2 separate regions of the Homo sapiens genome follow, and region 2 is linked to region 1. A link is an interaction called in ENCODE POLR2A ChIA-PET data of the cell type or tissue named here. Cell type or tissue: GM12878. All regions are shown on one strand. Each heading gives the region's core, and the rest is flanking DNA. Links, peaks and the distances in the headings are about the cores only.

The links. Peaks named below come from ENCODE experiments on the same cell type or tissue, not always from the same donor. Only the 100,000 strongest peaks of a DNase experiment are listed, where the experiment ranks them.
Region 2: POLR2A ChIA-PET joins it to region 1 with 7 read pairs; 2 of 35 experiments call an interaction of 5 or more read pairs at or near these places.

The regions. Positions count from the first base shown.
Region 1 is chr9:116,884,053-116,892,277 of GRCh38, forward strand. The region is part of intron 10 of ASTN2 (astrotactin 2); the gene reads right to left. Among named protein-coding and RNA genes, the nearest start is that of TRIM32, 200 kb to the left of the region's middle. In GM12878, for the core only: no CTCF peak of the experiment used is centred there; no DNase peak of the experiment used is centred there.
Region 2 is chr9:117,112,234-117,120,458 of GRCh38, forward strand. The region is part of intron 4 of ASTN2 (astrotactin 2); the gene reads right to left. Among named protein-coding and RNA genes, the nearest start is that of SNORA70C, 65 kb to the right of the region's middle. RefSeq lists a silencer at 1,223-1,399. In GM12878, for the core only: no CTCF peak of the experiment used is centred there; a DNase peak (open chromatin) is centred at 4,048.

The sequences.
Region 1 (8,225 bases), core at 2,819-6,818:
CCCAGGAGAGCATGAGGCAAGTAGAAGGTAAAGATGAAGATCAAGCGGAGTGTGCCTAGAGTTCATCGTTAATAGAGATGCTTGGTGAATTCCATCCCACAGCCAGACAGGCAGGCTTCTAGACAGTCTAGAAGCCCATGTCTCTTCCAGATCTAAACTTGGGGACTTATGCTGCCTAGCAGGCCATGGAACACAGGAGAAAGCCATGGGACCTGGATTCCAAGAGAAGGGGATTCAAGTCCTTCTCTGCTGCTAGTGTGAGAGGACTTGGATAGTCACTTCCTGTGATAGTTTGTTAGGGCTGCCTTAGCAGAATACCATAGGCTGGGTGGAGGCTAGAAGTCCAAAATTAAGACATCAGTAGAGTTGGCTGTAATCTGAGGTCTCACTCCTTGGCCTGTAGATTTTTCTTTTCCCTTTGTCTTCACATGGTCTTTCCTCTGTGCCTATGTGTTAATCTCTTCTTTTAGGAATACCAGCCCATGGTATTCCTCTTTGAATACCAGAGGAATCTCTTGATTCCTCTGGGGAATCTCTTGAACCCCAGACGCAGAGGTTGCAGTGGGCCAAGATCGTGCCACTGCACTCCAGCCTGGGTGACAGAGCAAAACTCCATCTCAAACAAAACCTCCTCTTCTGGTAGTTTGCTAGCCATCTTTGGCGTTTTTGGCTTGTAGACACATCACTCTGATCTCTGCCTTGATGTCTGTATGACATTCTCCCTGTGTGCATGTCAATCTCCAAATATCCGCCCCCCCCCCACCCACTTTTTTTTTTTTTTGAGACGGAGTCGCACTCTTTCACCCAGGCCAGACTGCAGTGGCGCTATCTTGGCTCACTGCAAGCTCCGCCTCCTGGGTTCATGCCATTCTCCTGCCTCAGCCTCCTGAGTAGCTGGGATTACAGGCGCCCGCCACTGTGCCCGGCTAATTTTTTGTATTTTTAGTAGAGACAGGGTTTCACAAATTTCCCCTTTTTATAAGGACAACAGTCATATGGGATTAGAGACCACCACATTTAACCTTAATTGCCTCTTTAATGACCTTATTTCCACCAGAGGCTGGAAAGGGTGTGTGTATGGTCATGGGTGAAGAGAGGTTAGTTAATGGGTATAAATATATAGAAGGAATAAAGTCTCATGTTCAATTAGCTAGAAGAGAAGACTGGAAATGTCCCAACACATACAAATGAAAATTACTCAAGGTGATGGATATAATAAATACCCTGACTTGATCATTCCACATCCTTTACATGTAACAAAATATTAAAGGTACCCCATGAATAAGTATAAATACTATGTATCAATAAAAAAAGACCTTATCTCAACGGAGCACGGAGCACAGTGGCTCATGCCTATAATCCCAGCACTTTGGGAAGCTGAGGTGGGTGGATCACCTGAGGTCAAGAGTTGGAGGCCAGCCTGGCCAACATGGCAAAACCTCGTCTCTACTAAAAATACAAAAATTAGCCAGGCGAGGTGGCATGCACCTGTAATCCCAGCTACTTGGGAGGCTGAGGCAGGGGAATCTCTTGAACCCCAGACGCAGAGGTTGCAGTGGGCCAAGATCATGCCACTGCACTCCAGCCTGGGTGACAGAGCAAAACTCCATCTCAAACAAAACAAAACAAAACAAACAAACAAAAAAAAACCTCTTATCTCTAAATAGTCACTTTCTGAGGTACTAGGGGTTAGGACTTAACACACAAATTGTGAGGTGACACAGTTCAGCCCATATTACTTCTCTTTTCAGAGCCTCAATTTCTGTATGTTCAATAAGGCTGTTTGCTCATTCATTTCAAAGCATGTCCATCCATTCATTTACTCACTCATTCATTCATTCAATCATTTAGCAAATACCTATTGAATGCCAGGTGTTATCACCAGGTTTAGGTTTATGCAGGAAAATATGAAAAAAATAGTCTTTTCTTTATGTCAAAGGGGCAGGTGGGCTTTCTGTGCTACTATTTAGAGAAGGTTGGGGAGAAGACCTCAGGACTGATCCTCTTGCCTCTACTTCTTAAGAGTCTGTGAGGACCTACAACATCAGGCAGCAAAAAAGCCTAGTGCTGGCCATAGACCCACTGTCAGACAGATCTACAGTCCCAGGAAACATGCTATTATCTGTCCACAGGTCTGGTTTGCTCTGTCAGTTTCATTTTAGACAAGGCCACTAATTGGCCTGCCTGCCTTGCCAGTGGGAAAAGAAATAGTGTGGGGAAGGAATTGGTAGAGACAGTGCTGGTCTGTTAAGTACCTCAAAGGCAGACTGCCCAAGCAATGTGGGAAGACTGATTCCTCCTGCAATTGTTTCTTTTTTCTTTCTTTCTTTTCTTTTTCTTGAAACAGGGTCTTGCTCCGTTGCCCAGGTTTCACTGCAGTGGTGCGATCACACACTGAAGGCTCTATTTCTTAGTTTCAAGCAATCCTCCTACCTCGGCCTCTGGAATAGCTGGGACTACAGGCATGTGCCACTACACCTGGCTAATGTTGTTGTTGTTGAGATGGGTTTTACTATGTTGTCCAGGCTGGTCTTGAAGTCCTGGCTTCAAGTGATCCTCCCACTCAGCCTTCCCTAAGTGCTGAGATTACAGGTGTGACCTACTATGCCCGACTTGCTTTTTGTTGTTGTTTTGTTTTGTTTTTTAGTGGGGATAGAACTTGGCATTTCAGAAATAAAAGAATATTTTTTTTATTGAGCATCTATTACATGATAGGTACTGCTCTAGGTGCAGCAAAGGCAGCAGAGTATTAAAGAGAGTCCTTTCCCTCTCATGCAGGGGAGACAGATAACAAACCAATGAACAAGGATTAAAGACTTATGTGGTTTAAGAGTTAAATATTAACATGATGGGAGCTTGGGGGAGCTGTGGTGGGGCATGCTGATTTAGTAAGGAGGTCAGGGATGGCCTTCTTGATAAGATCATCATGGTGTAGGCTCATGGACATAATCAAATGGGAATACGAATGCAGTGATTAGCACAGTGTCTGATGTGAAACAAGTGCTCAATAAATTTCTGCTGTCGATGTTATTGTGAATAATGTGCTAAGTTCCTTATTTGAATATAGGGACATTATGCCTATTTCATAAGGTTGTTGGATAGATTAAATTTGGAAAAGCATATAAATAAACTTACATGGCAAATTCAACAATGGCTGAGTACTAGCTAGGTGAGACAGCCAGGGGAGACAGACATAAACACACATAGAAATACATGCAAGCACATCGTATAAAGTCAGAGCAGGGTAAGTGAAAGAAAAGAAGTCAGGGACTCAGGGACTGAGATGGAGATGCCTGGGGAGAAGGGACAAGCTGTTTAGGATGGGAGGGGTGCAGGATCCCCCGAGGAGAGGCTTTTGGACAGAGGGAGAAAGGGAATTCTGGAAACAACCAGCCTAGGAAAAAAACGTGTTACAAGCAGAGAGAGCAGCAGGTGCAAAGGCCCAGGGGCAGGGATGGGGGTGGCCCTTCAAGAACCAGCAGGGGCCAGGTCACAGATAGTCTCAGAGGTGACAGTAAGAATTTTGAGTTTTACTATAGGCCAAGAGATACACAATGCACAAGTGTTAAGGAGTTTTGAGCAAAGACTGCAATGATGTAATTTACTTTGTATTGTTGTTGTTTCGATTTTTTTGAGACAGGGTCTCACTCTGCCACCCAGGGTGGAGTGCAATGGCATGATCTTGGCTCACTGCAGCTTCTATCTCCTGGGCTCAGGTGATCCTCCCACCTCAGCCTCCCAAGAAGCTGGGACTACAGGCCCGTACCACCACATCCAGCTAAGTTTTATATTTTTTTTAGAGATGAGGTTTCACCATGTTGCCCAGGCTGGTCTCGAACTCCTGAGCTCAAGGGATCCACCTACCTCGGTTTCTCAAAATGCTGGGATAACAGGCGTGAGCCACTGTGCCCAGCCCCAATGTGATTTACATCTTAAAGGATAAATCTGATCGATTCATTCAGGTAAAATTTCGTATTGATAATATATATTTTTCATATATCATAAGATCAGCAGTAACTTATATAAAGTGTCTGACCCTCAATCTAAAATAAATGTATTCATTAGACCTGGCATGGTGGGTGGCTCATGGCTACAATCTCAACAGATTGGGAGGCTGAGGTGGGAGGATCGCTTGATCCTGGGAGGGTCAAGGCTGCAGTGACCCATTGCTCATACCACTGCACTCCAGCCTGAGTGACACAATGAGACCTTGTCTCAAGAAAAAAAACCAAAAATCAAATGTATTCATTCATGACTACTTTGTGTAGGCATGCCAGATACAGCAGTGTACATACAGGCAGTGACAACATATTGTTTTCTGGTGGATCTTCTGATGGTTTTATTGAAACAGTGTAGATGCTCAATAAATATTCTCATTTGATATGAAACTATATATTATGATATTATTCATATTTTTATCACTCTTGCTCTAAAAGTGATAGTAAGCCTTCTCCAGAGGTTCTTTCTTTTGTTTGTTTGTTTGTTTTTGAGACAGAGTCTTGCTCTGTCACCCAGGCTGGAATGCAGTGGTGCAATCTCGGCTCACTGCAACCTCCACCTCCCAGGTTCAAGCAAGTCTCATGCCTCAGCCTTCTGAGTAGCTAGAATTACAGGCACGCGCCACCACACCCAGCTAATTTTTGTAATTAAAAAAAAAAATAAGTTCTGGAATACATGTGCAGGACATGTAGGTTTGTTACATAGGTAAATGTGTGTCATGGTGGTTTGCTGCACCTATCAACCCATCACCTAGGTATTAAGCCCCGATTGTATTAGCTATTTATCCTGATGCTCTCCCTCCCCACAATCCCCCCTCAAGGTCCCAGTGTTGTTCCTCTCCCTGTGTCCATGTGTTCTCATTGTTCAGCTCCCACTTATATGTGAGAATATGAGGTGTTTGGTTTTCTGTTCCTGTGTTAGTTTGCTAAGGATAATGGCTTCCAGCTCCATCCACGTCCCTGAAAAGGATTTAGTCTCATTCCTTTAAAACACCCTTAATTTTTGTATTTTTAGTAGAGACAGGGTTTTGCCATTTTGGCCAGGCTGGTCTTGAACTCCTGGCCTCAACTGATCCACCAGACTTGGCCTCCCAAAGTGCTGGGATTACAGATGTGAGCCATTCTGCTTGGGCTGGAGGCTCATTCTTGAGGAAGAGAAGGAAGCAAAAGAAAAAAAAGAAGAGGAAAAAAGAAGGCAAGAGGGAGCAGGGAACTGCCATGTCTCACCACTATCTCTCTGGATATGTGGATGTGGCCTTCCTCTCATATGCCTATTTGGTGGACTTTTATTCATGTCTCAGGGCCCAGCTGAATTATCACCTCCTCCATGAAGTTAGAAGCCCTCCCTTCAACACAGGCACAGCAGTGAAATTGCTGCCGCTGGCCTGTTCACCTCCCTGGCTTCCGGGTCCATCTCTAATGAGGCCAATCCCACTGCATAGGAGTATGCTGTGTGTTTGCTCACCAGGTTGATGATTCTCATTTTTTTTTTGTGCATCCTCAGGAATTAGAACTGGTTTTCATGTGTGCCTGGTATAATAAATGTTTAGCGCCTGGTGCAGTGGTGGCTCATGCCTGTAATCCTAGCACTTTGTGAGGCCGAGGCAGAAGGATCACTTGAGCCAAGGAGTTTAAGACCAGCCTGGGCAACATAGCAAGACCTTGTCTCTACACACACACACACACACACACACACACACACACACACACACACACACACAAATAAGAAAATTAGCCAGATGTGGTGGCACATGCCTGTAGTCCCAGATACTTGGAAGGCTGGGGTAGGAGGATCACTTGAGCTTAGGACTTGGCAGCTGCAGTGAGCTATAATCTTGCCACTGCTCTCCAGCCTAGGCAACAAAGCAAGACTGTCTCAAAAAAATGAAAAATAAGAAAGTTTAGGAAAGAAAGGAAGAAAGAAAGAGAGGAGGGAGGAAAAGGAAACTAATTCTCTCCTCCTTATTTTTCCAGATAATGCTAAAGCTCATTTCAACCAGCAAGTGCTGAGTTTATTGATCAACATTTCAGAGGTATTGAACTGAGTTTGTATTGACAGAAATAACTGGCAACCAGGCAGGGGGAGCGAGAAATGTGCTGACAGTCAGCAAATCATACGCCTGGTATTGGAGAGCCTGTCTATGCCAAAGGGGACAATCATTAATTTCCTATTCCTTCATAGTTACATTCCTTGGGTTGACTGACAAGTTCATTTTGGGGATTCATCTGGCCATTTATAAATAAACTCCTTTCTTATTCCATATTCCTAACTGCACCTGCCACGCAGATGATCGGCTGCCTGGCACTCACATAAAAATTTCAAATTGCTAGCAATAGCTCAACATGGTAGTTAAAGGAAATCTTCTGGTTATTTTATGATATAATCAAGAGAACCCATTTCCCCACCATTGTAGATATCTCAGGTCCATGCACAAAACCCAAGTGAATTTCATTCTTTGCCCCCTAACCACGTTTAAATAAATGACATCCAAGTACATAGCTGTAAAATGATCTTTTGACACTTAAGCTTTCGAAAGTCCCCTGTCAAAGCTGTGTGACTCTGAGTAAGTCACTGAATCTCTCTGAGCTTGTTTTCTTGTTTGAAAGATGAAAATGTATTCATGGCACTGCTGATAAGGTCGACAAGGTAACAGAAGTTAGCATGTTTAAAGCTCCCCAGGGTGGAAAGAAGCTTCTAATATTATCTCATTCAGCTCCAAGAAGAGAAGTGACCTTTTCCAGGCTGGTAAGTGGCAGGGGGGTGGAGCGGGGGTATATGAACTCAGCACCGCCTGAGGCAGCTGCTCACAGAAAGAAAATGTATCATTGATCTTATTGGTGATTTTACTCCTATGCTTGGTCTGAAATTCCATTTGGTCTCAGCGGCCTCAAGGTTAGCATAGGAAGAATTAAGCTCTCTGTTAGGCTTCACATCAACAAGGCAATTCTAGTTCATCTAGAAGTAATTCCAGGGCCTCCAGGAGTCATCAAAGCAAAAGTTCTTAGAGCCCAAATGCCTGGTGCTGATGTATCTAATGTATTCATTGTTCAGTGTATTTTGCTAGCAGTAGCCAGATGTACCTTGATATTTGCATTAGTATACAATTTCTCTTAAAGACTGTTTATATTTTAAAAGGTTTTGAGTAGTGCTAACTATTAACTTGGGCAGGAAAAATTCTCTGCTGAAAGAAAATCGGGCATATGTGGTGGAGCTTTCAGGCTAAAGCAGAAGATATTTCGCTTTTGTTTACTCAACAGATATTTTCTGAATACCTGCCTGGGTTTGTGTTTGGTGGTATTCTGTCACTGTTGCTCTTTTTCAGCTTTCATTAGAGTGAGGAAGATGAACACTAATTGGATCATATGTTTATCAAGTGTTTACTATGTGTCAAGCAGTGAGCTAGGCACTTAGCATATGCTAGTTATCTTAGCCCAACTGTGTAAAGCAGCAACTACGTTACCCCCACTTTATAGATGAGGAAATGGGGGCCTAAAGAAGCACATGGGTGTGCACAAAGTCCCATCGCTGGGAGTATAGGGTCAGAATACAGATGCAGGCAGGCTCTATGACAATGGGCTTTGATGAGTCAGAGTCACTTGATGAACTTAACATTTGGCCTCTAGTCCACGAAGTGAGTTGATTTCTGCTGAGTGATGGGCACTTGGTCATCCATTTTACTATCTTTCCACTTTCTTTTATGTTTGACATGTTCCATGATAAAAATTACATATATGTTTTTAAAGTACAGTCTCTGGAGCTAGACTGCAAAATAGGAATAACAATACCATCATCCTTATGGGATTGTTGTGAGGATGAAATGAATTGATACAAACAAAGCATTTAGAGCTGATTGCATTGGAAATATTCAAGGTATATAAGCTATTACCTACTATAACTGCTAAGATGGAAAACCCTGTAGTGTTTAGCATATATAGCAAGTCCCCTGCATGAGGTCCTGAATATGACAGACTACTGCACATTTTCCTAAAATTTTAAGTTATCTGATATGCCTGAATACATAAACTTTGCTTAGAAATATAAGTGAACCAGTCTCATATCTAATTATAGTATTTCATTTACTACTTTAGTAATAGTGATATCTATATAATATTTAAAATCACTTATTTATAATAAATAAATTTAGAAATACTGTTCTTGCTCACTCTTTTGTTTCAGTAAAACTACTTTATTGCAATTCTTCACATATAATTCTTGATTCAGTCTAA
Region 2 (8,225 bases), core at 2,069-6,068, 230 kb after region 1:
ACAAGTTATAATCCCAACAAGGTTTTTTTTTTTGTTTTGGTAGAAATTGACAAGGTAATTCTAAAATTTATATGAAAGTGCAAGTAATCCACAATAGCTAAGTAATTTTATAGAAGAACAAAGTTGGTAGACTTAACACTGCTTGTTTTTAAGATCTATTATAAAGCTGTAGTAAACAAGACAGTGTTGTATTGGCTAAAGGATAGGAATATAAATCAGTGAAACAGAATAGAGTGTTCAGAAGTATATACAATTGATTTTTGATGTAGTTGTCAAAGGAACGTCTTTTCAATAAATGGTGCTGGAACAACTGGAGAGCCATATGCTAAAAGGAATGAACAAAAGCCCATAGTTCATACCATATACACATATTAACTCAAAATGGATTACAGAAGTAAATGTAAAAGATAAATCTATAAGCTTTCTAGGAGAAAACAGGAGAAACATTGTTTTGACCTTGGGGTAGGCAAAGGTCATAGATAGAAAACAAAATGCATAAATCATAAAAGAAAAAAATTGAGAAACTGGAGTTTAGAAAAATGAAAGATCTTCTTCTTCAAAAGACACCACTAAGAAAAGGAAAGACAAGCTACATAATCGGGGAAAATAACTGTAATACATATAATACATATATCTGACAAAGTATGTTTATAAAGACTCTTACAACAATACAAGGAGATAAGCAAATACAAAATGGAAAAGATTTGAAGAAATACCTAAAAATATATGAATGCTGATAAGTACATGAAAAGATCCTCAACCTCTTTAGTCATCAGGGAGACATAAATTATATCACAATGAGATACAACTGCACAACAATTAGAATGGCTAAATTTTAAAAAGATCAGTCTTACCAGTCTTGACAAGGTTTTGAAGCAAGTGAAACTCTCATTTACTGCAGATGAAAACATGCATCATGTATCCACTTTGGAAAAAAACCCTATTTCTCAAAATGTTAATTCTACAACAACCAAATAACCCAGATATCCCATTCCTAGTTACACAAGAGAAACAAAACCATATATGTTCACATAAAGACTTCTGCATGAAAGTTCACAGCAGTTTTATCCACAGTAGCAATAAGCTGCAACCAACCCAAATATCCACCAACTGGTTGGCAGATAAAATACAGCATATTTAGGCCAGGCGTGGTGGCTCACACCTGCAATCCCAGCACATTGGGAGGCCAAGCAGGGTGGATCACCTGAGGTCAGAAGTTCAAGACCAGCCTGGTCAACATGGTTAAACCCCGTCTCCACTAAATATACAAAAATTAGCCAGGCATGGTGGCAGGTGCCTGTAATCCTAGCTACTAGGGAGGCTGATGCAGGAGAATCGCTTGAACACAGGAGGTGGAGGTTGCAGTGAGCCGAGATCGCACCATTGCGCTCCAGCCTGGGCAACAAGAGCAAAACTTCGTCTCAAAAAACAAAACAAAACAAAACAAAAAAAAAAGGATCTACTGACAGGTGTAAATAAAGGAAGAAATTTCAAAGTCTTTATGCTGAATGGAAGATGTCAGACACAAAAACTACATACTGTGTGAGTCCATTTAAATGAAATTCCAGAAAAGACAAATCTAATCTATAGTAACAAAAAGCAGATCTGTGGTTGTCTGATATTGTAGGTAGAAAGAAGGATGTACTGTAAAAGGTCGTCAGGAATCTTTTGGGGGTGAAGGAAATGGTCACTGGTGTATACATCTTTCAAAACTCATTGAATTGCATACTCTAAATGGATGTGATTTCTTGTAAACAAGTTATACTTTAATAAAGATCATTTTTAAGTTGCATGTAGAAAAATATAAGTAAAGCTTGAAAAAAATAGGGCAAAATTTATATGTTAGTAGTTTTTGGAGGATGAGGTACAGAACATTTTCATTTTTGTTTATACTTTGGGGAATTTTAGAAACTCTTTTTAATGAACATTAGTCTTTTTTTTTTTTAAAAAAAAAGTCTATGGGATTTATCAGATTAAGGCCAGCTTTGTGTCCCTAGTCAAATGTGTGACTAAGATGTGTGTTTTAGTCTAATATAACTCATTATCGAATGACACTCTTATTGTTGGTCAGACTTACGGGCAGAGCAGTAATCCCAGAGGGATGAGTATCCTCACTTCTCCTCTGCATTTCAGGCATGAAATTAGAACACAGACAATTCAATAATTTATCAGAAATTGTGTTTTTAGCATAACAATTCTTCCTGCAGCTGTCTGGAGAACTGAGGCCCTCATTGATACACTGCATTAGCTCTGAATTGTTTTGTATATTCAAAATTCATGTTATATATCAATCATGGAATAGCAAAAAATTATTGAATTAGAGTCAGAAAACCTAAGTTTGAGGCTTTTTTGTTGTTTTGTTTTGTTTTTTAATTCTGTGTTACTGTGGTAGCTTTATACATAGCCCTGAAATTCTTGACATACTTCTTACTGAGATACAGGATCTTCAATACTTGAATCTGGGAGGGCTTGTTACTGCTTTGACTAAAAGAAAATGACAGAATTGAGGCTATGTATCTTGCATGGCCAGGTCAGAAAAGGCCATGCAATGTCACTTAGTTCTCCTGGGACAGAAACCAGTCACTATCCAAGAAACCTGACTACTCAGAGATTAGCATTTTGGAGAGCCCACATGTAGGCACACCAGTCAACATCCCCATTGGAGCTCTTAGCCAACAACTGCACCCATTTCCAGCCATGTGAGGGGGCCATTTTTGATGTCCAGCTCAGTTGAGCCTTCAGATGACTACAGCCCCACCTGGTGTTTGGCTACAACTATATGAGACACCCCGAAGCAAGAACTGCCCAGCCAAGCCCTTTACGAATTCCTGACCCACAAAACTGTGGGCCAAAGGAAAAGGTTGTTGCTTTTAACCACAAAGCTTTGGGGTAATTTTGTATACAGCAATCATCACCATTAACAGTGACCTTAAGTGAGTCACTTGAGCTCTCTAAACTCTAAGTCTCACATCTCTAAAATGGGAATATATCTATTCTAGGCCGGGCAATGTGATGGCTCACACCTGTAATCCCAGCACTTTGGGAGGCCGAGGCAGGTGGATCACTTGAAGTCAGGAGTTCAAGACCAGCATGGCCAACATGGTGAAACCCTGTCTCTACTAAAAGTACAAAAGTTAGCCAAGCATGGGGGTGCATGCCTGTAGTCCCAGTTACTAAGGAGGCTGAGGCAGGAGAATCACTTGAACCCAGGATGCAAAGGTTGAGGTTGCAGTAAGCCGAGATCATGCCACTGTACTCCAGCCTGGGCGACAGAGTGAGACTTTGTCTCAGAAAAACAAAACAAAACAAAATATCTATTCTATACTATGGTCACAAGTCTTAAGTGAGATAATACATTTAAAAGGATATTGGAAACCTTGGACAACAAATAGCTGTAGTTTCATTTATTCAAATATTGATTTGTTTACTCAACACGTTGTTTGAATGCCTACTACATATTAAGCCTGTGCAGTAGGCTAGGGGTATAACTGTCAATAAGAGACAATTGCTGGCCGGGCGCGGTGGCTCACACCTGTAATCCCAGCACTTTGGGAGGCCAAGGCAGGAGGATCACGAAGTCAGGAGATCGAAACTATCCTGGCTAACATGGTGAAAACCCGTCTCTACTAAAAATACAAAAAATTAGCTGGGCGTAGTGGTGGGCGCCTGTAGTCCCAGCTACTCGGCAGGCTGAGGCAGGAGAATGGCGTGAACCCAGAAGGCGGAGCTTGCAGTGAGCTGAGATTGTGCCACTGCACTCCAGACTGGGGGACAGAGTGAGACTCCGCCTCAAAAAAAAAATGCATATATATATATATATTGCTCCCATCCAAGAGCTCACATTCAGATGGAGGAAATGGTCAAGAATCCAGAAGGCAGAATGAAGTATAATAAGGCTACAGCATAGGCTAATGCAAGAGCTGTGGAACACATGGCAGGGCCTCACTCCTATCTCCTGGGGGTAGCAGAAAGAATGGTCAGGATGTGAGATTAGGGTTGTGTGTGTAGTGAGGCATGAGAATGGAGGAAAGATGATCACACACAAGTGAAACAGAGATTCTGGCTTGGCTCTAGCTTTCAGTCAGTAAGCTGAAACTAGTAAAAGAATGTGAACTTCTCTACAGAGATAAGGGTTTTCTTGTGAACCTATGTAGATTGGTCAGAACATACTTTTGAAGCATGATGGAGGCACTACAGGGTCTTTATCATGTGCATCTTTCTGGCCACACAAGAATTAAACAAACACACAATCAGGAACAACAGATTCAACTGCTAACTTGAATAATCTTTGCCATTTGCTTGATCAAAGCTATAGACAATGTTAAGGGAAAAGATTTCATCAAAAGTTTTTTTTTTTTTTTTAATTCTGCACAATGCTAGTCTAGGAGAATGGTGATTCTGGAAGGCAACAGTGGAAGCTTTGCTCCAAAGTCCTTGCAAAACTGCTCTTTCCAAGCTAGGCTACATGGGAATGTGCCTGCCTCCATGGCCTAATAGTTGTCCTGTGGCCAGTAGAGTTATTTCCAATTGTTCCTAAAAAGTCTCTCTGTGTGAGTGTGTGTGTGTGTTGATGGGGTTTTGAGGCAGTTCTGGCATGAGCCAAAAAAAAAAAAAAAAAAAAAAAAAAAAAAAGGCCTTTCCCATTCATCGTTTAATTAGGTCTAACAATTACATAATGTAAGCAGAATGTCCTATTACTGATGTATAAAGCTTTATGCTTGGGAGATGACAGTAACAGATTCACAATCAACTCCTGGGTCTCTGGACCCAGTGTTCTTTCTCATACCTCTTGTGGACAATATGGTAATAGGATAATATGGTAATATGAATGCTTAAGCATGGGGACTGGTGGTGATAACAGTGAGGTTTTCACAGCAGTCAAGAAATCAGGCAAGTGAAAAACAGAGAGGGGCTCATCTTTGGGATGGGGTACCTCAGTTTCCCCTTAGCTAGGAAAAATTCATTACTCTCTGTGGAAGACACATGAAAGTTTCTACACAAACACCAAACTTAACTAGCTCAGATCCAAGTGGAAGGGACTAAATGTAAGTTGCTATTTGCACTTTTTCTTTTCTTTCTTGGACAAGTGTAGGGTTTTAAACAGCTCTGGGAGATGGGAAAAAAGCAAAGTGGAGAAAAAAAAAAAGAAAAGAACGAAGAAAGAGAAAAAAAAAAAACGCAACTCCACTAATACCCAAAGTTGTGTCAACAGGCTGTTTTAGGAAAGAATGAGGGACTTTGTTGAGAGTGGGAAGGGCTCCCCTCACCTACTGCCTCAAGATGTGAGCAGAGGCTTTTTCTCTCCCTGAGCTCCTGATATGGTTCCTGGCACATAGTAGGAGCTAACAAGTGTTGGCTAGAAGGAATAAATCAAGAGGAGTTCTCATCAGCACCCCCTACCCCATGGTACTGCAGATGTTTTGATGAGATGTTTTCCAATTTAATCCTGTTTGCTGAGTTATTAGCCTGTTAATCTCAAACATAAATAATCTACCATGTGCTGAGAGTCTGACTTTTTCTTTCCCTGAGCTAACAATCCCCAACAGCTCTTCTACGTTTCTATCCCAGGAGAAACAGTATGCTTTCTAAGCAGCCGTCACACTCCATCTTTCTTCAGACATGGCACTCATTCCCAGGGTGAACTTCGCAGGCTCTGGGGGTAAGAGCCACCCAAAGGCCCCTGCGTCTCATGGCAGCAGGGCAGAATGTAGGGGAAACCCCTTTTGAAAATCACCGTTATATTAAAAAAATAAATAAATAAATCCTGACCTCTTCACAAACCCAACGAGGAAAAAAGTGCCAGGTTGTTCAAAGGGATTCACTGACCAGTTATAAGGAAAGCTCAGTAGCCGAGACCTAGGATTCTTGGGTCTACATCCTGGTTCTATCAGTGTTGTCATGCGGGTTTAAGTAATTTAATTTCCCTGTTTTCTTTTATAAAACAAAAGTAATTCTATATTTCCCATATGGTTTGGAAAGCTACTATTCAGATGAGAGGACATCACATGGTTAAGCCAGAGTTCTTTTTTGCCCTTCCTAAGACAGCTACTGGCCCAGTTGCCCCCATCCTAGATCTCCAGTCATGAACTTACCCAGACCAAAACATGGTAGTCATCACTGATCCCTTTTTTTCCTCTCCTAGAGGACAGCCAATCCAGATCTAAGTCCCATTGTCTCTACCAAAAAATCCTAAGGTTTGATCATTTCTCATCACCTCCACAGCTGCAACATTAGATGAAGCTATCATCGTCTGTCTATTTTACCACAAAATGGGCTTTCTGACACTCTCCAGGCTTCTACATTTATATTCCCAATGCCTATTCCATGCACAAAAGTTAGAGAGGTCAGATTATAAATGTAAATCAAACCAAGTCCTTTCCCTGTTCACTAGTCTCCAATGGATGCTCATCAGCTGTAAAACAATACTCCAAAATCCACAGCTGGATCCTAATTATGTAACCCCAGGCTATTTTTCCATCTTTTTCTCTTCCTGCCCTTCTCACTCACCCTGGTCTTCCTGCAGGCCACTGAATACATTAACCTTGTTCTTGTCTCAGGGTCATAATACTGTTCTTTCTCTTCCTACAATGTTGTTTCTCCACAGGTCTCTGTGCAACTGTCACCTCCTCAAGAAGCCTTCTCTGACCACCCTAAGATACTCCCTTCCTCCACCTCCTCACTCTATCTTTTTACCCTGTTTTATTTTTCTTCATAACATTTATTGCTTTCTGAGATGATGTCATATCTACGTTTATTGCCTCTCTCTTACAGAAGAATAGAACCTGCAGGAGTTCAGGACCTTTGTCTTTTTATCACCATACTCTGCATTCACTTAAGTGCCCAGCATTGGGTAGGCATTCAATAAATACTTGTTGAATGAATGAATAGATAATGCACAGAAAAATTTAAAGCTAAACAGTAGAAAGAAAAATTGTAAATTGCCCACTCTGCCTGCCCTCTCAAAACAGAAAAGGATTTACATGCAGGTTTGAAAACATCTTGCAAACACATATACTTTTGGAAACTCACCTGTTTGTTTAAATGAGGAACTCTCTGGGGAGATGAAAGAAATGAATTTTATTTGATTAGGCATGGTGTGCTATTTCCCAATTGCTTCTGAGTTTGCAGAAACTGGCTTCAGGTTCAAGGAGTGGGAATGCCCAAGCTTCCTGTAGCCAGGACAAGGAGGCCCCTATCATGTGTGTTGAGGAGAAGGTAAACTAGGGTGTGGCCTCCTGATGTCCTGACCCTCTCCAGCACCTCCTTCTCCTTACTCTCTCCTGCATCTCACAGCTTTCACTCCACAGCTTGCAATCAAGCCTACCCTTACAAGTGCTAGAAAGAACACATGCAATGATTGGGAGCTAGATTTGAGTCCAACTTCTTCCTTCATGTCTGATTTTCAACAAATTATTAAACCTCTCTGAATCTTTTTAAATATAATTTTTACATTATTTGAAATATGAGAAAGAGACACTAATCCTCACCTCACCAGCCTTCCTCTGATAGATGGGATTTGCCAGAGACTGACAAAAATGAGGGCATCCCAATGTGACACAATGTGACACGCATGTTATCCTGAATTTCATAGGAAGATGGGGTTTGACTTTAGAAGCTTTCCTATGGGTAGATTTTGCAAGATGGAGGTGAATAAACAAAATAGCACTATAGCACTAGAATGTGAAAAGGTAATTCCCTCACACAGCTATTATTTCATATGAAAGGAAATCATATATAGATATCTCTATATATTTGTATGTGTGTGTGTGTGTGTGTGTGTGTGTGTATATATATATATATATATATATATATATATACCCTGAGTATATATACTCAGAGATTATGTAATTGTGAAATGCTGAAAAATTACAAAATATTTTGGCTCCTATTGGGTGTGGGGGTGGGAATAAAACACTGGACTGGAAGAAGGTGGTGGCTCATTGGAAAACTTTGTCATATCTCTTAGTGAATGACTGGAAACTCACCTTCCCACACGTGTTCTGAGAACTTCCTGCACAATGAGTCATCACGTTATGATGGCAAGTACTTGCTCACACCTACAACATGCCCACTTTCTGGACCTGAACCAGTTTTCAGACTTGTATTCACCAACCAAAGGAGAGCCTGGGTGCCCATGAGGAAGGCCACCATGCCACAGTGAGTGTATACAGTAATGTCTCCTCTAGGCCTTCCTCAGAGGGACTTATGGACTTTTATTTGGACAA